Regions from separate parts of the Homo sapiens genome. Here region 1 is linked to region 2. Evidence: read pairs that join two places in POLR2A ChIA-PET (ENCODE). Cell type or tissue: MCF 10A. All regions are shown on one strand. Each heading gives the region's core, and the rest is flanking DNA. Links, peaks and the distances in the headings are about the cores only.

Evidence for each region. ChIA-PET counts read pairs that join two places held together with the same protein. Peaks named below come from ENCODE experiments on the same cell type or tissue, not always from the same donor. Only the 100,000 strongest peaks of a DNase experiment are listed, where the experiment ranks them.
Region 1: POLR2A ChIA-PET joins it to region 2 with 5 read pairs; 2 of 35 experiments call an interaction of 5 or more read pairs at or near these places.

What each region holds. Positions count from the first base shown.
Region 1 is chr13:46,080,592-46,085,591 of GRCh38, forward strand. CPB2 (carboxypeptidase B2) reads right to left here. Exons shown (of 11, transcript NM_001872.5): 3 at 3,628-3,752; 4 at 1,850-1,958. The region is part of intron 1 of CPB2-AS1 (CPB2 antisense RNA 1); the gene reads left to right. Among named protein-coding and RNA genes, the nearest start is that of CPB2, 22 kb to the right of the region's middle. In MCF 10A, for the core only: no CTCF peak of the experiment used is centred there; no DNase peak of the experiment used is centred there.
Region 2 is chr13:46,638,894-46,655,840 of GRCh38, forward strand. It overlaps LRCH1 (leucine rich repeats and calponin homology domain containing 1), which reads left to right. Exons shown (of 20, transcript NM_001164211.2): 2 at 11,308-11,452. Among named protein-coding and RNA genes, the nearest start is that of LRCH1, 94 kb to the left of the region's middle. RefSeq lists an enhancer at 510-609 and a silencer at 9,292-9,461. In MCF 10A, for the core only: no CTCF peak of the experiment used is centred there; a DNase peak (open chromatin) is centred at 9,408.

The DNA of each region.
Region 1 (5,000 bases), core at 1-5,000, 560 kb before region 2:
CACGAATCCAATCTGACTGGTGTCCTTATATGAAGAGGAGATTAAGATATACAGAGAGAGACCAGGGATGCATGTGCACAAACAAAAGGTCATATGAGGCTGGGCATGGTGGCTCACACCTGTAATCCTAGAATTTTGGGAGGCCAAGGCGAGCAGATCACTTGAGCTCAGGAATTCAAGACCAGCCTGTCCAACATGGTGAAATCCCATCTCTACTAAAAATACAAAAAATTAGCTGAGCGTGGTGGTATGCGCCTCTAGTCCCAGCTACTCTGGAGGCTGAGGCAGGAGAATTGCTTGAACCCAAGAGGCGCAGGTTGCAGTGAGCCAAAATCATGCTATCGCACTCCAGCCTGGGTGACAGAGAGAAACTCTGTCTCAAAAAAAAAAAAAAAAAAAGGAAAGAAAAGGCATATGAGGAAGAACGCTGTGAGATGGCAACTACCTACAAGCTGAGGAAAGAGGCCTCAGTAGAAACCAAACCTACTGACACCTTGATCTTCTAGCCTCTAGAATCATGAGAAAACAAATTTCTGTGATTTCAGCTACACAGTCTGTGGTATTTTATTACCACAGCCCTAGAAAACTAATAGAGCCATGTGCTTATTTTTTCCTCCTGTGTCATTCCAACTCTTTCCTGAACATATCGTAAGAAAACATAACTTTTTTGAACAAAATAATTAAAATATGTTTTAACAAATATTTAAAAATACTTCTGTTTATGGCATTCCCCTCTCCCCACCAAACTTATCACAGCAGTGACAGTTTCACCTTTTATGAAGGTGAAATCCCACCTATGAAGCCTCTCTGCATCAAGTTTGCTCATGCAGTCGTGCTGATGGATGCTGGAGAGAGGTGGTCTAAGTTGGATAGATGTAGGAGAGATTAAAAAAGGGGGGGTGCAATTTTAAGGCCCCCTCAATCAACCAGGCACACATTCTAGAAGCATACTGACTCTGGCTTAATTAACTGGGAAGGAACAGATGCTTTTAAAGATTATATACATAAAATTGATTCTCATTACCTAAGTCTTAGATGTCTTAAAAATATGGATATGGTCCCTAATAGTTTCTGGGCACTTAGTCAAAGATGACAAAAATAGTTATATTAGGCAATATAGCTGCATACTCATAAAAAGGCATCAAGGTATTTTTACTACTTGGAGAATATCATATAAAAAAGAAAGTCCTCCTGCGAATTTATTCTTTCAACTAACAAATACAGGGAATGGCTTTTAGTGGATTATGTGAAAGCTTGCTGAGGTCTCACCTGCACATCAACATCTTACTCAAGTTCTCTCTAGAAGGAGTGGAACCTGTAAGTACTGATAGAAAAAAAATCCAATTTCTTACAGATTAAAACAAAGGCATTATTATTATTATTAGTTTAAATAGCTTCCTTCTAAGGAATAAAATGCAATTAGTTATAGTGTATTAAATATAAGTGAATATATTCCTTTAATTCAGTGAGCTAATCTGGTAATTAGTAAAATTAGGGTAATGGTCCAAAGAGACATGATTAATTGGACTGGTAATTTTTTGGTGGCAGTTTTAATTAAAAGCCCCAATTCTTTAATTTCTGTTGTTCCATAGCATAAAGTGTTATTCCCAGCAGTTAGAGATATTCTTAGCTGTAGACAAACATCCTGCAGTTTACCAAATATGATGCAGTCTTCTCAGGGAAGATATCTACCAAAAAATGAATGACCACCATTTAATTAACCTAAGTGTGTTTGTGTTTTATTTTTTACCATCTTCCACCAATTATGATTCTTGAATATTCCCCTGATTGAAATGGCAATACTGGTTAAATGAAAATAGTAGCTTTGAAGAGCTGTGTGATGGCTTACTTCATTTAGTGAGTGATACTGTTCATAGTACGATGCGGAGGCTCGGGGGCTGACTGTGTCGTTGGAAATCTGCTGTTGAATAAGATCTTCCACATCTGCCAGCAAGACACTAGGTGATGAAACAGAGAGTGAGCTAGTTTCCAAGCAGAGGGTGGATCTTCCCACATGGCCCATTGCAGGCACAGCAGGTGAGCATGAAGAAAAAAAATCACTAAGAAACTTCATAAGCATTTCATCAAGGTAAAAGTAAGACATCTCGCATTGTGGTAAACTGGTTGACAAACCCTTTCAGTAGAGCCTACATGGGCACTAGAGAAAAAGTAGCTCCTATTAGGTATACTTTCAGGACCTCCATAAAAACCACCGTTTCCCACCATTACCAACATTACTCAATGGTGATTCTTCAGTGTCTTTTATATGAATATATGGATTAATGTACCTTTGTTCAATCCAGACTAACACTGTATTATGCTGTTTTCAGTTAAAGAGGAAGAAGAAGCAGAAAAGCCTTTTCTTTCTTTTTTTTTTTTTCTTATTTTTTCCCCCATTGACCTGCATCAGATGTTCTGCAGAGCCAAAGAAATAGAACAGGAAAAGGGAAGTACAGGAAAGGCATCTCATTCAAGTTCTCTTCAGAGCACCACATTTGTTAACCAGGCAAATATTTTAGCTGAATTCAGGCATTCTATCGCCTGAGATGGACAAGTTGAAAGTTAGCTATCATACTAATAAAGGGTTCTTTACTTTTATTTAGGCCAATAAATAAAAGCCGCAGTGTTGACATCAGAAAGGTCTAAGTTCGACTCCTAACTCTGCCATGTTCTTTCTGATTTACCCTGAAAAATTCCTTTATAAGTAAGGATATTTTTTCATCTATATAATGGGGTTGCATCTACTTCACGGGGTTAAATAAAGATTAATAGACACAATGTCAATTAATAGAAAGGTTCAGCACAGTTCCTGGAAAACAGTACACACCTATAATATACTCTATAATATATTACTAATAATTAACATAGCATATTATCCAGGGGGCACCCATTGATACACAGAAGAGAGCATGGTCTCAAGGGGCCAGGCCACCAGGAAGGTACTGGCAGTTGGGCAGTGGATATGGAGGGGAGATATTAGGAGACTCCATAAGAAGAAGGCTAGACTGTGAGCAGAAATTGTACCTGATACACTTTTTAAGAAAAGGAAATCATTTCTAATCCACAGGGTAGGTGCTGTTTTTACCCTTAATATACAAAACTTGGGAGCAGAGAGGTGAATAATTCCCCCAGGGTCATATAGGTGGTAAGGGGCAGTGCCAGACTAACCCGAGGTCTCTGCAGAGTCCAACCACCTGTTACACTTTTTAAAGCCAGACATTCAGAAATGGTCACTGTCTTTGTGAAGAAGAATTAGCAGAAGCTAAATCCCCTCCCGAAGCTGCTTTTTCAGGAGATATCAAAAAGCCTACCAAGGCAAATGACAGTTTTGCTCCCTGAGTCTGGGTACAGAGTCAGAGAAAAAGGAACTATGAGAGCCTTTACCAATCACTGAGTCTAACCTGCATTTTAGATAAGGGACGGAGGTCATGAGGGGTTGAACCATTTATCCAAGATCACAGAGCTGGACCTTAGGCTTTATCACCAGTCCATTTGGTCCAGTCAGAGACTTCTATGCTGCCATGGTTAATACATTTTATTTTTCCAGGAAGCAATTATACCATACCCTAGTCAAGTGCATAGTAAGTGTTTATAATAACTACTCAATACGTATTGAACGGTGCCTACCTGCATGGAATTCCGCTCACATTTAAATGGGCTTTCACATTGTCGACATCAGATGCATTTACAAAAAAATGGACTTGTTTTTTCTTCACAATAAGGTCAGCTGTTACCGGCTGCCAGAGAACAATCTACAGTTTAAGGGGCAAAATTGATAAAATTAAAAAAGAGTTGTTCACATCATTCTCATCTGTAGCTAGAGCCATGACAGTTTTATCTATAAGGAGTATGAAAAGGACACTCCCTGGTGCTGGTCCCCATCCACACACATGGTAATATAAACATTTATTTTGCAGTGAGTTTTTTAAAATTCCTTTCTATAACTCTAGTTGCTAAAAAAAAATAAAATAAAAGGGCCTGGAATATACAAGATAATCCATAAATATTTGATGAGACAATGATGAATGAATGACTATATTCATGGCTTAACTGTAAAATTGCATGTGTACATCAGATATTTGAAAGGAAACAAAATTTTTTCTAGAAAGAAAGTTGATTAAACATTGATTTTATTTAATAAAAATTTCATGTTCTTGTAATTATCATCATGTCATTTTTCCTTTTTTTAAAAAGGCTTCCAATAAGATTTACATTTTTTCTCTCTTAATGTGCTTTTTATTTATTTATTTATTTATTTTTTATTTTTTATTTTTTTTTTGAGACGGAGTCTGGCTGTCTCCCAGGCTGGAGTGCAGTGGCGCGATCTTGGCTCACTGCAAGCTCTGCCTCCCGAGTTCTCGCCATTCTCCTGCCTCAGCCTCCCGGGTAGCTGGGACTACAGGCGCCCGCCACCACGCCCGGCTAATTTTTTGTATTTTTAGTAGAGACGGGGTTTCACCGTGTTAGCCAGGATGGTCTCGATCTCCTGACCTCGTGATCCGCCCACCTCGGCCCTCCAAAGTGCTGGGATTACAGGCACGAGCCACTACACGTACTTTTTCAAAGCACTTTCACACTCATTTCCTTTGATATTTATAACGCTTTGATATAGACTAGGCAGGTGTTATTATTTGCATTGTTCAGGTGAAGAAATTAAGGTTCATACCTGACATCTAAAATCATACACCTAGAAATGACAGAACAAGAACTAGAATTCTAAATCTCAGATGCTTCCTCTTGTAGTATTTCCTCTTTACCATGATGTGGTGGTCGTGAATATGCACCATTTAGCTCTTCGGTTGAGAGAAATACAGTTGGCTGGTGTTTTCAGTGGCTGCCCTGGTGACCCACTAGAAGCTGAGGCCATGTGGTCTCAGGGCTGCATCCAGCCAGTAACCGAGTCCTGTGGAAGTGTTAATGCAGGCCCATTCTTGCCAGACTGAGACTGACCTAGCCCAGCCTTCTTTGGACCTGCCCTATAGTCTGAGATTCTCCAAACA
Region 2 (16,947 bases), core at 6,505-11,504:
CTTTCCTTATGTTTTTATTTGTTATTTGTGAAGTATATAATAAAAGAAAATCTAAGAAATTGAGGATTATGGTTAACTGAAGTGTAATAGACTGTTTCACGGTATATTTGACTTCAACAGCTTCCAGCAAAGAAAAATCCTGGAAAAAAACTTTCTGGTTTGGTCATTTTTATTATAAAAGGCTTTCTATTTTCCAGCAAAGAACATTTCTTTTATGGTTAAGAGTTTCAATATTTATGTAATTAGCAACTCACAGCAGTGCCTTGTTTCATTCTTGATTCTAATCCTGGAATGATAACATACCAGCAAAGCAGCAGCCGTAGCGTCCACAGAGCCTACTTCTCTGCCTTTTTTCTGTCTCCCTGTAGAGAGAAGTCCACTCTTTTCTCTGATCCCAGTGTAGTAATGTAAATTTGGGCATGCAGAAAGTCAATGTGCCTTAGCATCCTTGGGATTCATTTTCTTTGCATTTCCGAAATTACTCACCTTGTAGCAGTTGTCAGATCCCTTAATTAGTAACTAGTTTTCTTTGAATTATGGTATCACATAGACTGTCTGTGGTCTGGCTGGTAAGAGACTGTTACCAGCTGCTCAGCTTTAGTCAGGCAATAAGGTATTTGTTACACTTCAAATAATCATGTGATTTAGTGAAAGGCCATTTGAGCTCTAAAGCCTCACAGTGGAAAGTTTCTGAGACCTCTGCCCTCCCTCTCACACCCCAGAGAATCCCTAGTCTCCTGCCTTCCTCTCATGCTATCTGCATGATTGCTGTTGGCCTGCTCGGCCAGGAAGATGGTCCGACACACACCCCTGTTCACTGCCCAGGGTCTCAGGATCCCTGTCCTAGGCAGAGTCCCAAGCAGTGTTGTACCTGCCAGGAAGCCCTTTGGGCTCTTCTGCACCCTTGGGGACCAGTGTCCCTACAGTAATCTGTACTCATGTTTATTCCCATACTTCTCTCTAGAATTTAAGTCATGAGCTGTGTGTCTCCCTTTCTGCACTCAGAGAGTATCAGAGGAGGCCTGGTGTCCTAGTTATATTTCATTTTTCAACTGTCATTTGTTGAACTCCAGACACTGCTAACTGCTTTGCATGCATCATCTTACTTCTTCTTCCCAGTGTTTATAAGGTGCAACTGAACCAAGCCATATAGTTGGCACTGTGATGAGTGAGGGAACAGATACATTGATCATTGAATGGAGCTAGAGAAAACTGTTAAGTAAGTTGACTACTAATTTAGTGGAAAGAGAAACCTTCAAACTAACTTACAGATTGTTCACTTATTGTACAAAACTATTATTTATTTATTTGTGTCTCATGGAACCCAGTAATAGCTAACATAATCATGATAGCAGTTATTCTTAGAGTGCTTCACTCTGTGGCAGGCACTGCTCTAAGGGCTTTATATGTATCATCCCATTCAGTCCTTTCACTAATTCAATGGAGCCAGTACTATTAATGTCCTCATGTTACAGATGCAGAAATTGAGGCATAGAGAAATTAAGTAATTACTTCCAAGTTCATGCAGCTAAGTGGTGGGACCAGAGTTTGAACTCAAGCTGTCTGACATGAGGACCTGGAACCAGCCTGGGTTTCCAGCAAGATAGGACAGTGCCCATCTTGGGCTGGGTGGAAACATGGCACTGAAGACATGGGCTCTTTGTTCTGGAGAAAATATTAGGGACCTGGTCAGAGCTCACTTACTTTTAGTAATAAATATTCAATTCAACGAATATTTATTAAGCTCTTACTGTACAACAATGAACAAAGCTCCTAATCTTCATGGAGCTTACGTTCTAGGAAGGGAAGAGAGAAAATTCACATCTATCTACATGACTAAATCGCATTGCTATGTTAGAAGGTTATTTATGTGCTAAGATAAAAAGAAAATGTAGAACAGAGGAAGAAGGTTAAGATGGTTATGAAAGAAGTTTTAAGGAGATGATCAGGGAAGACCTCATGGTTCATATTGGAGAATTGTTGATCACATTTCTGTTGTTTGACCTGACTTCTTTGTTGATCTCTTAAGAGATGCAGGCTGAGATCTTGACTCACTCAAAACTTGTAGGGAACTGCTTAATATTTCTGCCTATTTAACCCTGGAAGCGTTGGGTTGTTTGGTCTGCAGAGTCAGGGGTGAGTCAGCCCATGGGTTCTGCTTTATTGGCTGGGTAGCACTCCCTTACTGGGGGGCAGTTCTGAATGTGTGCCCCATGGGTGCTGAGTTATGGGCTGGGTGGGGTGTCTAGAGGAGTGGGAAGTGAGGGTCAGACACCGAGGACATTGCGGAGCTGAGAGAGGAAGTTCAGGATGGATAGAAAGATGTAGCTGCGATTCTTCTAGAGAGACCCTTGCCTGCCTAGGTGAAGATAGGGATGAATTGTCCAAAGAGGGCACATGACCCTAGATCCTACCTCTACCCAAGGACTATCTTCACCAAGGCAGTGGTCCCAGGAAGAGTAGCAAGAGGGTGGAGATAACAGAGCAGCCCCCTCAGTACTGGGAAAACAGCAGGTTCCATGCACTTTTGTGGTGGGCCAGGGCTTTAGATGAGTGAATGACAGATTCACCTTTTACCCAGTTATTGAGACATCATGAGGAGTGTTAAGATTCTGAAAGTAAATTTCCACGATAACATGTTTATGATGTCATTTGGTCTTCCTCTGTGGAACTGGTAATGATTTTGACTTTCAAGATGAGATCTTCTCTTCTGACCATAAAACAAGATGTTGCAAACGAGGTTCCCAGCTGTCCTGGTCTGTCGGCATGGCTGCTCGATGGCTCTGGTGGCTGATAACTCAGGATGTTGTTGCTGGAGAGTGGGGAACTCGTCCAGATCCTCCTGAGACACCACTTTCCTTTTTCATACAAAAACAACACCGTGCTTCCAATCGTGCTGACTGCACACCAGATTCCATTGACTGTTTTTCTACCCTACCCTGCTTATTTTTATTCATCTGGCTACTTTATTTTAGGGATTTGGAAAGCTTGTCTTGGCAGTGGTGACTCTTATTGTTTTATTTCTGGCTGCTCGGCTTTCATGTGAATGCTTCCATTAAGAGGCGGACGTGGGGAGGACGTGGTTCTGGGGTTCCGGTTTGCTGCCTAGGTATGTTTGCACAGATAGAGCTGTGGTGGCCCAGCTCCACGCTGCAGAGCCAGACCTAGGCTGGGATTCCAGCAGGAAAGGACAATGCCCATTGTGGGTTGGATGGAGGATACGTGGCACTAAAGACATGTGCTCTTCTTTCTGGAGAAAATTTTAGGAACCTGGCCAGAGGTCACTTACTTTTAGTACAGAGCTATAGAAACTTTTTAATGCCTGGTGACCAGGCACCTGAAATGGGTCAGTCATTTTTTTTTCTTCTACAAGCTATACCCATATGAACAACTGATGTTGCCTGTATGCAGTTCTATGAGGCAGAATCAGTAGATTCAAGACAGGACTTTGGTGTCATACAAACCTGGATTAGTTCTTGGCTCTGCCACTTACTAACTCAGTGTCCTTGGACAAGTTACCTAACCTCTGTAGTCTTTAGTGCCTGCACGTGATTGGGAATTGTAACAGCACCTGCCTCGCTAGGTTGTGATGAGGATTACGTGAGGAAAAAAAGCCCCACAAATTTTCTGTGATGATGGACAACTCAAAATACGCAAAACTCCATTCCAGGTCAGATTCTTGTTGCTCTGATTGTATCAGAAACTAGCTGAGGAGTTCAGAGTAAGGATCTAACCTAGCAATGCTTAATTCTGGATTGGGTAAGATTTTATTTCCCAAATCAGCTTATTTCTCAGGTACTAGCCTGGTATCCAAATCGGACCCTTTCTGGGAACTACCTCTGCTCTTAGGACAGCAGCATCTGTGGAGGGTTGGTTTAGGTAGAGAAAGCAGAAATAGGTTGTGTCGTCTGCTCACCTGGCTTTCCCATAGCCCAGTGGGAATCAACTGGACATCTCAAGAATCCTGATGTCCAAGCCACGCTCTAAAGTTTCTGGCTATGAACCCCAGGCTTTAGGATGTTAAAAAAAACTCTCCGAGTGATTGCAGTGTGCCAACAAGATTGAGAAACAATATACAAATAGCTCATAAGCCGATTCACTAACACCTCTATACAAGCATATTTATAATAGAATTAGAGCAATAAATAACAAAGACATACACAAATTCTTTATCTGCATGTATCTCTAGCTTTTAAAAGCTTACTTATCTTTCTGTCACTCAGACCCTACTGTACCTTTTCACAGCCCCTTGCCCATTTGCTCCCTCTTATTTGGTTGCCGTTCAAGACAAAGATACTAGTTGCCTTTTTAATATTTTCCTGTTATCTATGAGCTCTTATTCTTTCTGTCTTTCCTGAGTGGGAGAACCTTCATTACTCACAACTTGATGTATCTGTCATTGTTAGTGGTGCTTCTGGCATGGCTCTGACCTTTCAAAAGGCAGAGTTAGGAATGCTCATATCTCTCTGTGAACCATGAACGGACTGCCCTCTCATGTCTTTAATTCAATTAAGTCCTAGATTCATTCCTTCCTTTCTCTCTTTTTCTCTCCCTTTTAAAGAGGGACCAGACGTTGTTTTATTTCTTGGTTATCAGGACAGAAAAATTTTGAACATGTACGTATATCTTTCGCTCCCACTGTTTGTAAAGGGATTATCTCTTCTGGATTATCAGAATCAAAACATCTTGATCCACACTCACTTCCCCTTCCCTTCTAGGTGTCTTCCCCATGGTGTGCTCTCAAAGACACACTATGATTTCCACATCAGCCTAAGCAAAGCATCAAAAAGCAAACATGCCCATTTTTTTTGCACCCTCTTCCTCTCTTCTGTTAACAAAGTTGAGGATTAAATGATACTCAGAGAAAAAGCAAGTCATATATTTGGAAACCTATTAATCAAAATAGAGTGTTTATGTAAGGTTAATATAATCAGCAATTCGAGCCAAGCTTCATGTTGTTACTTCTAGAATTAAGCCCATCAGCTGACCTATTTTTTTCAGTACTTTCCTTTTTTATCCATGATTTTCATCACTTTCTTACCTTCTGGGCTTATACGAAGACCATGTCGACTTTATTTTGGTTGAATTTTGGACACATAAAAGTGCAGTGAAGATTTCATTGCTGTATCTTCCTGATAATAAAGCTGTTCTTGCTTGGCCTTATTCCATGGAGAAAGAGTGGTCTTGTGTGGGGAGCTTTATCCATCGTTAGCGTTGGGCACAAAAGTGACAGAAGCTTTCAGAGCCTTAGTTTTGTCATCTTTAGGTTGGTGGGGCTACTGCTGCTACATGCAGTGGTTTAAATGAGGTGCCAGATGTGAAGCTCCAGTGTCAGGCATGCTTGAATTGGTCAATGCGTGGTAAACTTTGCCAGCTGTCATTCATCTACCTTCTCCCAAATGCCTAGCTCTTTATTTGCACCATTTTTAAAGCACAATTAGGGCATCCTGCCTTATGTTTCATTCTGGGTTTGCCTCATCTTACTTTTCAAAATTTAAACTCCTTGAAAGTAGGCCTGAAGTAGTTTTCCATTTCCGTAGCTATCCCATCCTTAGTGTACGTTGAGGATGCATACATAATTCAGCAGGGAGTGAACTAAAACTAAACAACAAAAAAAAGGAAAGCTTTTGTTTTTCTGTTTTGCAGTTTTGTTTTAACTTGGGTGATGCCGATCTGGGCAACTGTTTTTGTATAGCCAGTGAAAGTGTCTAAGCTGTGTGTAGATTTTGTAATATAGTTTCATCCTTGTTAATGTAGAAATTGTAACACAAACCCAAGACAACAGGGGACCCATTGCATAGGTGAATTCTCACTAACTCAGTGGACAGGGTGGTCTGCCTGTTTGTCCCCCAGTGTAGGCCTGGGCATGGCAGAAGCCCATTGTTACCTTATAACTTTATGAATGTATAATGTGTAGCCTGGCTCCTTTCAGAAAGGAATCCTAAAAAAGTACATATAGAATAGCATAATTAAAAATAAGAATTAAAAGAGATCAGACACAACTTAAAATAATGGGAAAATGAAGGCTTTACTGGGTAAACCTCCTTTTCCTTTCAGCTAGCAGGACTAATCTCATTCCTTGAGAGGCTCTGACCAGCCCTTAGCACAGCTGCTTCTGGGATGCAGTCACACAGCCAGGGAAGAAATTACTTGGAAGGAAAAATGCCAGAGTTTTCCCTCAAACCTGGAGATTATGGAGGAAAAGATAAGAAGGGGGGAGAGCAAATATAATCTGTATTGTAAATAGTAATGAAAATACCAGACTGATACACTAATTAGTGCAATATTCTAGCATGTTTTTAGCAAATTGTTATTAATGATGCCATTAGTAAGTGTAGCCCAGAATTGAATATTAGCTGAATTTGTAAGTCATTTTGTAATTTATTTGTCTTACCATTACATTTTTCCCAAGTTTGAAAACAGAACACTTTTAAAATTCAGATTATATGATGGAATATATATTCTACAGTGAAATGTCAAATTCATTAAAATAATGTGCCAATATTTAATTACAGTATTGGTGGGTTTATATTTTATAACTTCTTGTGATATTTAACTGCTGCTATTAATTATGATGATGAAACAAAATTTCTTGGATTTTGAATATTTTTGATTTAATATATTTGACTTCAGAATAAATTTGACTTATTCACATAAATCTTAGCTTTGAAAAGAATGTTAGAACTCATCTAGTTGTATATACTTTAATATTACCTATTCAGAAACAGAGGTCTAGAAAATTGAGTAACTTTCTCAAACATCTCAGGTGGTCGTAGATTTAGAACTAGTCTTCTGCTCTCAGGTTAGAGTGGTTTCTATTATTAATTTTATGTCCCATTGTCCTTTAAAAGGTTCGTAGCTATGTGACAGTATTGCTACAAAAATACTATTTTCTTCTTGCTTAAAGAAACATTGGTGATGCTGAAATCACAGAAACACTCTCATTACCTAAAATAGTTCTTGAAATATTCTACGCACATGTATTCTGTATCTTTTTCATTCAATTAGATAGTATAGTTCTAGCAATTCTCAGGAAAGGTTAAGTTTGGAATGTAAACTGGACCCTCAGTGGAACTTTCTTTGAGTTGAACCTGAAGGAAACCACACATATAAGTTTTCGGGGCAAACTTCCAGCACTGTAGCACATCAAGACCACTATGTCTAGTAAAGTGTTTCAGAAAGAAAGAACACAAGAGACTTCTGGAATTCTTTTCTATTTAGATTCTAAACATTCGTGAAAGGAGTGTTGCTTTAATATTTTCCTTAATTTAATATGAGGAACTTCACAGTTTGCTCTTGCTTCTTAATTCTTTTTAAGTGAAATGAAATTCTTCGTGTAGAGAAAGAGTAAGAATGCTGATGGGAGAATGAGACAGAGATGTGTATACACACATACACACAATTACATATGTTATCATAATATGTATATATTATGTATCACAATGAAATAAGCAATGCGTTGATATCTCTAAAGGCACAGAAGTATCTACAGTGAGTTCCTCCCATTCACTCCTGTCCTCCTAGCCAGAGATCCTCTCTCCAGAAACAACCACTTCAAACAGTTTCTTGTGTAGCTTTCCAGACACAATCTACTTATATTTAAATAATTATGTAAATATTCATTAAAACCCACAAATACTATATGCACTGTCCTGCAACTGTTTTTGTTTTTAAACACTTATAATCTATTTTGAAGTTTGTTTTGTATCAGCACATATAGAGCTGCTTCATTCATTTTTATGGCTGCATAGTATTAGTATTCCATTATGGAATATAATGTTTAATATTACATTCAATCACACAAAATAGAATTAACATTACATTAATATTGATTGATTTAATTTTAGCATATTTATGATGTTTGTTAATGGTATATTAATACTTAACCAGTCCTCTATTTTATTTGCTTTCCATCTTTTGCTATTTGAAACCATACTGACCAGGCACAGTGGCTCATGCCTGTAATCCCAGCACTTTGGGAGGTCGAGGTGGGCAGCTCACCTGAGGTCCGGGGTTTAAGACCAGCCTGGCCCACATGGTGAAACCCCATCTGTACTAAAAATACAAAAATTAGCTGGACGTGGTGGTGCATGCCTGTAGTCCCAGCTACTGAGGAGGCTGAGGCAGGAGAATTGCTTGAATCCAGGAGATGGAGGTTGCAGTGAGCTGAGATCACACCACTGCACTCCAGGCTGGGTGACAGAGTGAGACTCCAACTCAAAAAAAAAAAAAAAAAGAAACCATGCTAAAAGTATGTCATTTGCATATGTATAAGAATATCTGTAGATGAGAAAGACTGCTAGGTTAAAGTGTATGTGCATTTGTAATATTTACAGATATTACCAAAAAATGTCCTTCATTTACATCACCATGGCCTCAGCATTACAATGTGTTTATCAGATTTTTTTATATTCACCATTCTAATAGATGAAAAATACTATCCCATTTAGTTGTAATTTGTGTCACTCTAATTTGAGTGTGGTTGATCCTTTTTTTCATATGATTAAGAGCCATTCGTATATCATTTTCTGTGAGCCATCTGTTCATATCTATTTTTCTTTTCTTGTTTATGATTTGTCTTATTTCTGTCAACTGTAGAAGCTCTTTCTGTTTATAAAAAATTTGCCTATTAGGTTTAGGAATTGTAGAACTTTCCATCCTCCCCCATTCCTTGATTGTCATATATGTTTATGGTGAAGTTTTTGTTTTAAAATGCCATACTTTTTTGTGTGTGTTGAATTTGGCACTCTGGCTTTATACTATTCATACAAAGCCTTCCCCATTCTGAGATCGTAAACACAACCCATGCTGTCCTGGTGCTATTACAGCTTCCCTTTTCACAGTAGATCTCTGATTCATCTAGACTTTATTGAGATAAAAGGTGCGAGATAGGTAGTCATCTTTTTTTTTTTTTTTTTCGTTGTAAATGGCTATCTAGTTTTCTCGAACTACTGGCCTTGTGTCTTTTCCCTGTTGATTTGAAATGCCACCTTTATTGCACACTTCAGTGGTTCCCAACCTTTTTGGCACCAGGGACCGGTTTTGTGGAAGACAGCTTTTCCCCAGACCGGGGTGGGGGATGGTTTCAGGATGACTGAAGCGCATTACTTTATTGTACACTTTATTTCTATTATTACTACATTGTAATATATAATGAAATAATTATATAACTCACCATAATACAGAATCAATGGCAGCCCTGACCTTGTTTTCCTGCTCTAGAAGGTCCCATCTGAGGGGGATGGGAGACAGTGACAGATCATCAGACATTAGATTCTAACAAGGAGCACGCAACCTAGGTCTCTTGCCTGCACAGTTCACAATAGGGTTCATGCTCCTATGAGAATTCAATGCCCCAGCTGATCTGACAGGAGGCGGAGCTCAGGCAGTAATGTGAGCAGTGGAGAGTGGCTGTAAATACAGATGAAGTTTCACTTGCCAGCCTGACACTCACCTCCTGCTGTGCAGACCTGTACCAGTCTGGTCCGTGGCCTTGATTTCCATATGTATGTCTCTTGACCCATTTCCCATCTTAGTAATTCATGCCATTGACCTTCCCATCTATCCACCACACTGCTCTATGATGTGTTTTTAATATCCAGGCGAGCTCATCCTCTCAGGGCTCTTCTTTGTTGAGAAATACTTTACTGTTTTCACATTATTTAACCATGAGATCTTTAGAATCAACTTGTGCAATAACCCCAACAGTTTTTTTAAAATTCTGGAAGTATTTTTTTGTTTAAATTGGAAGTGCCTTAAATTATATAGATATAATTGAGATAATTGTCATCACCTTTTAAAATTTTGCCTTAGTAGCATTTTAAAGTTTTCTTCATATAAATTTTGCATATTCCTTAAGATTTGCTGGGGATTTTGCCCTTTTGCTATTATCATAAATTATATCTCTTCTTTTGTGTCATTTTGCTGGTGTGTGTAAAATATATAAAATATCCCTTAATAAGGTTGTTTAAAAATTAATACCAAATGCCTTTTACATATCCTTGAAGATGATCATATATCATTTCACTTTGGTCTATTTATAAGGTGAATTGTTTTGATAGTATAAGATCCTCGTGTTCTCTATGAACCCATAAAAAAGGACGATTTTATGTTCTTTGCAGGGACATGGATGAAGCTGGAAACCATCATTCTCAAAATTATTCCTTGAAAGTTTGTTAGAATTCTCCCTCTGAAGCTATCTCATCCTGATTTTGCTTATTTGTATATTTATTTATTGGAGGGAAGGTGGCTCTTTAACATCTATTTCATCTGTGATATTGACATATTTACATTTTCTGTGTTTTCTTTGGCTAAGGTGTGGTTTCTTAAGTATATGTTACATATTATTTACTGAAAATCTTCAGTTACTGTTTGAGTCTCTTCTGATACAGGGTGAGGTTATCTCTTATTGTTGAGTTGTTTTCAAAAGTAGTGGTTCTTTCCTTATAGTCTATGTTTTCTGGAATTTGACAATCATGTCTCCCATTCATTTAGATATTAGGATATTAAGGACTATTGCATAATCTTATCATCAGGATGGTAATACTGTAGGCCGTACTGTATGATTACGCTGCTCTGGGGACTGTGATTGCTTTCTTTGGTACCTTTGCCCAGTGGTGTCCAGTTTTACTGCTGATTGTGCTTCATAGTGTCAGTTCTTAACAGATACAATTTATCTCAGTCTTATATATTATAGGCTCTCAGTAATTCTAGTGAGTAAAGTACTTGGTTATTGTCTGTTATGGGTTCATTTGTAAAGGATGTAAAAGACATGTTCCTACAAAAATTAGCCAGGCATGGTGGTGCGTGCCTGTAGACCCAGCTACTCGAGAGGCTGAGGTAGAAGGAACACCTGAGCCTGGGAGGTTGAGATTGCAGTGAGCTGAAATCGTGCCACTGCAGTCTGGTATAGGCAACCAAGTGAGATCCTGTCTCAAAAAAAAAAAAAAAATTGAATTAATAATTTTGGTAAATATATATGTATTCAGATACGTTAAAGGATAGCATTTTGCATACTTGTCTGGTAGAATGAGTTGGACATAATTTTTAGTTACAGTAAAAAGTTCTTTAGAGAGCTAAAAAGTTTTAGTGGTATTTTTGCTTTTCCAAATCCCACATGTCCCAGAATTTGGCAAGGAAATAGAAAAAGGAAATAGAAATCACAGTGCTGTAGTAACAGAGGTGCAAAAAAAAATGATAATGTTGGTCAAAATGTATAATGTTAAGAAAAACAGTGTTTGTGGTTAATAAAAGTGTATTGATTTTGTTCAAATTTTGTTGAGAAAATATTCTCTCCTTTTCTTATAGACTTATCTAAAAACAGACTGGTTGAAGTTCCAATGGAATTGTGCCATTTTGTATCACTGGAAATTCTTAATCTGTATCACAACTGTATCAGAGTCATTCCTGAGGCCATCGTTAATCTGCAGATGCTGACTTACCTGAACTTGAGGTAGGTTAAACATAAAAGTTGTAATCAAATTCAGTGAAAGAAATAAAAAACTTATGCTTTCATTTCTATCCATTTTTTCCCCTTTTTGCAATTCTTGATTTTTCTTTGATGTAGGTCACACACAGATGTTTTAAGTAATAACTTTTCTAATAAATTTGTAATGTTGTTAATACTGTCCTTGGTGCTAGACTTCCCTGAATATGAATAAGACAAGGTTTTTTTTTAAAAAAATGATTTATATTATATCATTTATTCTCTTTGTCTAATTGGCATTTGTAAGGTTGTAGTTATGTTGTCTTCAAGTATTCATGTAGATTTTGGAGGAGGAAGTATAAAGGAAGTGAAAAAGAGTTTGGTTGTCAGGACAAACAAGGAGCAAAAAAAAAAAAAAAAAAAAGAGAAAGCCTGGGTGATCTTTGGCAATTATTGGTAACATTGGGCTTTGCTACCTAGTACTAATTGAGCCCATTCACTTTAAGCCTTCTTAAGAAAGTTGAGGAGCACTGAACAACTCTAGCCAGATACAAAGTTTGCTATCTATCTTTACATCCCGCTAACTTAGGTCAGTGTTTGCTGAGCATGGTTTAGTAATGTGCATTGATTGATTATGCACAACATAATATCATATATTAATGCCCCTGAGTAGCTCTGATATTAAGAAAATCAGTTATTTTAAGGCCTTGGTTTTAGACTTTGCAGCTAGGTTCTCTGGTCAAATTCTAAATCCTTTCCCCATATCTGGGATGTCAGGAGAGAAAGGGAAGCTGTTTCATCAAATATATCTTTACGGTGAATACAAGATCCCCAATTGCAAGCCTGAATGTAGCCTTTACTCATGTCATTGCGTCATGTTAGTGTGCAAAGGGGAGCAAGACTTGTGTTGAATAACAGATATACCCAACATCAAAGTTCAGAAAGTTCAATGAACCAGGTATAATGTCAGTGGTTTTTTAGTTTTGTTTTTAGTTTTGATTTAGTTGGCTACTGAAAATTACTGGTTTTGTCTTGTTTTCCTTGCAGTCAAAAATGAGTTTCTGGCCGGGTGTGGTGGCTCAGGCCTGTAATCCCAGCACTTTGGGAGGCCGAGGCGGAGGGATCGCCTGTCAGGAGTTCGAGACCAGCCTGGCCAACACGGTGGAACCCCGTCTCTACTAAAAATACAAAATTAGCTGGGCGTGGTGGCGCATGCCTATAATCCCAGCTACTCAACGAAGCTGAGGCAGGAGAATCGCTTGAACCCGGGAGGCAGAGGTTGCGGTGAGCCAAGATAGCGCCATTGCACTCCGGCCTGGGTAACAAAAGCGAAACTCCATGTCAAAAAAAAAAAAAGAGTTTAAGTTGCATTTCTGTAGAAGTGCTTTTTTTTTTTTTTTGATATGCAGTCTCACTCTGTCACCCAGGCTGGAGTGCAGTGGCGCCATCTCAGCTCACTGCAAGCTCCGCCTCCCGGGTTCACACCATTCTCCTGCCTCAGCCTCCCAAGTAGCTGGGACTACAGGCGCCGGCCACCAGGCCTGCTGATGTTTTGTTTTTTTTGTTTTGTTTTGTTTTGTTTGTTTTGAGACGGAGTCTTGCTCTGTCGCCCAGGCTGGAGTGCAGTGGCGCGATCTCGGCTCACTGCAAGCTCCGCCTCCCGGGTTCACGCCATTCTCCTGCCTCAGCCTCCCAAGTAGCTGGGACTACAGGCGCCGGCCACCAGGCCTGCTGATGTTTTTTTTTTTTTTTTTTTTGTTTTGTTTTGTTTGTTTTGAGACGGAGTCTTGCTCTGTCGCCCAGGCTGGAGTGCAGTGGCGCGATCTCGGCTCACTGCAAGCTCCGCCTCCCGGGTTCACGCCGTTCTACTGCCTCAGCCTACTGAGTAGCTGGGACTACAGGCGCCCGCCACCACGCCCGGCTAATTTTTTGTATTTTTAGTAGAGGCGGGGTTTCACCATGTTAGCCAGGATGGTCTCGATCTCCTGACCTCGTGGTCCACCCGCCTCGGCCTCCCAAAGTGCTGGGATTACAGGCGTAAGCCACTGCGTCTGGCCAAGTGTATTTGTTTTTTTTGTTTTTTTTTTTGTCAGGGTTGAAAAAAATCCTAGCAGGTTTTTAAGTAGCCTTAACTTCTTTTTGGTAAATAAGGTGTAGGTTACTGTTAGGATTGTCTGGAGGCTCATATATCTAATCTTCACTTTTGCAGATTTCTAACTTATCTGACCATTTTGAATTTTCTTGCTGTTTCTACCATAGTGGGGTGTTAATAACCTTGGAATTTCCTGGTGCAGCAAGCATAAGTGTCTATAGAATTTGGGTCAGTATCTCCTAAGACATCTGTACTCTAATTCCAACATATACAGGGGAAAGCATGTGTAGTTGGTCTGTTTACTTACCTACTCCTGTCCTGCTGTGTGTGACATTTTCACTGCTGGTAGTCCTGGATGCAGTAAGTCTATATATTTAACTTTGCATTGTTGTATTTAGTCCATGTTCATTGAGAAACTTTTGGGTATAGATAACATTTTACTTTTACAATGATAGGGATTTTAAAATGCTAATCACACTAAATAATGTCATCTTAAAATGTATATTATATTTTTAGAACATTAGTAAAATGGTTTTGGTGTGATGGTTTCCATGTCACCCCCAGTTGAGAATAGATTATTGCTGTCTTCAGATGGGTAGGAAGAATATATTGCAGTATGGATCTGAGGATGTTTTAAGGCAAAGACAGAGAATTCATTGAAACGGATCATGGCTGAAGAGGACCATGTGGTACGTTATAAACAGTTTTGTGATGAATTCCTGGGTAATGGAAAGGAAAAAGAATATAGGAAGAGGCTGTTAAGCATCTAACTCTTCAAATATGGTTTACAGTCTGTAATTTTTAGCTTCCTGGTTGCATCTGTTTTCTCCCACTTACATGGGTCATTCTGTTTTTGTTCTGTTTTTCTTTGCCCACTTCTCCTACTTTTAATATTACCATGTTTGAGACCTATTCTCCCATACTGAATCATGTGCTCTTTGAAGGAATTTGACAAATAGAGAAAATTTGAGGAAAAGCTTATCTCACAGAGGTATTGTATAAAGATATAAAAAAAAGTGTAGCTATCCTCTAAAGTTTTTGAAAGCCAGATACTATATATACATATATAATTATTTTCAAAACCTCCTATAAAATTTTTTACATGAGTATAAATGTATAACATAAAATAGTAGGCTGGGCTTGGTGGCTCACGCCTGTAATCCCAGCACTTTGGGAGGCCGAGGCAGGCAGATCCCTTGAGCCCAGGAGTTCGTGACCAGCCTGGGCAACATGTTGAAACCCTGTCTCTACTGAAAAAAAAAATACAAAAAGTAGCCGGGCGTGGTGGCGTGCACCTGTAGGCCCAGCTACTTGGGAGGCTGAGGTGAGAGGGTCTGGGAGGTTGAAGCTGCGGTGAGCCGTGATTGTGCTACTGCATTCCAGCCTGGGCAACGGAACAAGACCCTGTCTCAAAAGAAAGAAAGAAAGAAAGAAAATAAAATAAAAATATTAATGAGAGTAATCTTTAAAGTAATCAGAAAGCTGGTCCTCTTGTGTTATTCAATTACAAGGCCTTTAATTCCTATTTGATTACTGGGTATAGTTGAAACATGTCTTCTAGGAATTGGACCCTTGAAATTGAGATATTTATCAGATTTGATGTTGAATGCAATATAGCTTTTGCCTAAAAGATTTATTAGTATCTGTGAAACAGTGACTGTCACATTTGTTTACTTCCAAATATGTAATTGTATCTAGAAAATACCAGTGGCATCTAATAAAATTCTTTTGAAGTCTTCTCAGATGTTGAGTAGTATCATCCACATGATAGTGTTGTCTGTGTGAGTTCTTCCTGTCCACAAACTACCACCCCACTCCCAGCCATCCCTAAGCCTGGTAAGCAGGAGGGACTCAGAATATCATGCTTGTGTGTGATGACAACGTGATGTCTCCTCCACAACAACCAGGGTTAGCCACGGTGGCCTTTTCACGTCTTTTCTGCTCCTCCTGGATATTATTAAGTTAGCAAAATAAAATATATATTTTGTTGGGTATGGTGAAGGGTCGTAGTGGACTTCATTGACTTTTGACCTTTGGGGAGAGACTGCCAATCCCCTCACTTGAAAAGGACACAGAGACTTAGGATGCTGCAAACACACCACTTTGTAGAAGAGCTAATCTAGTGTTTTTTCTTCAGTAGTTATAAATGGGATAGTATGCCAAAGAAAAAACTTACATATCCAACATAGAAGTATATAATCAATGCAGGACATTATCATTAATTTTGATGTATGGGGAAGTCGGTGTGAATTTCTTAAAATTAAAGAAACTGTAAATTGCTTTTGAGCTCACACTTAAGGTAGATGATATCAAGTATAGTATGATCTGAAAGAGCTTTAACAAATAGGCAAGTATATCTGATTTTATAAACAAGTACCCTAAAATACTTTCTTTTCTGTAGCACTTAGAAATTTTCCTCTTATTTCTATTAATTGAAAAGAAAGACTTGTTAGATCAAATAGTGCCAAGAAGCTGGTTTTCAAATTTTCACAGATTTTGTCTGTCTGTACTTAAAATCAATGTGACCTCACTGTATTTAGATTTTTTTCTTCTCTCAATAAATTGCATGTAGAAATTATTAATTTTGTATATTCCAAAGTAGGAAGATGCCATATGAAGCTACTTTGAATTCATGGGAAACATTCAAAACTGATTACACCCTCTGGGGTATATTGTGTATTTCAGCTGAGTAAACAGCCATAAATATTTGATAGTGATGGTGATAGTGATGGTGATGATAATGATGATGACTATGATGGTGGCGGTGGTGGTGATATGTCACTCCCTAACCAGCTTCTTGGCTGATATGTTGTCTTTAAATGTCAAAAGGCTGCTTGTTGCCAACAACCTCTAGTCCTAAATTAGAGATAAATTTAATTAGCACATGAAAAAAATCCTTACTGTGAAGTGCAGTTAAAAACACTTACATATTTTTCACATTTTCTCACATGACAGAAATGTTATGTTTGTGGAAAATATTAATTTACTGCTGTTTATGTAGCCTGTGTTTGAAGGATTTGGGCTTTTAATCTTTGCCTCTTGGCGTTCACAACAAAAGGTTATGTTAGTTTAGTATATGTGCCACTGTGTCTTTTCCTGTTATAAAGTGTCTTAATCCAAGACATGTGGCCAAGAACAATAAAAATGATTAAGCAAGATTTGTTCCTATAGAGGAACCAACACTTTGAACCTGAGTTACACAGGAAAGCCTCACAAAGTTTAAAATCTATTTTAAGATGCTAGAGAGTTTGTTGTTGATGAGCCTCATGAAGAAAATGTACCATAGGAAAATAAAATAACCCAGACTAGCAAAACTCTTGGCAATAGTAGGAGTGTTGTGAATCTAAGAATAGGGACCTTGGTTAAAAAGTCTCATTTCAGCGTTAGCGGCTGCCAAGAAATGAAAGTTCTGTATAGTATTTGATCATAT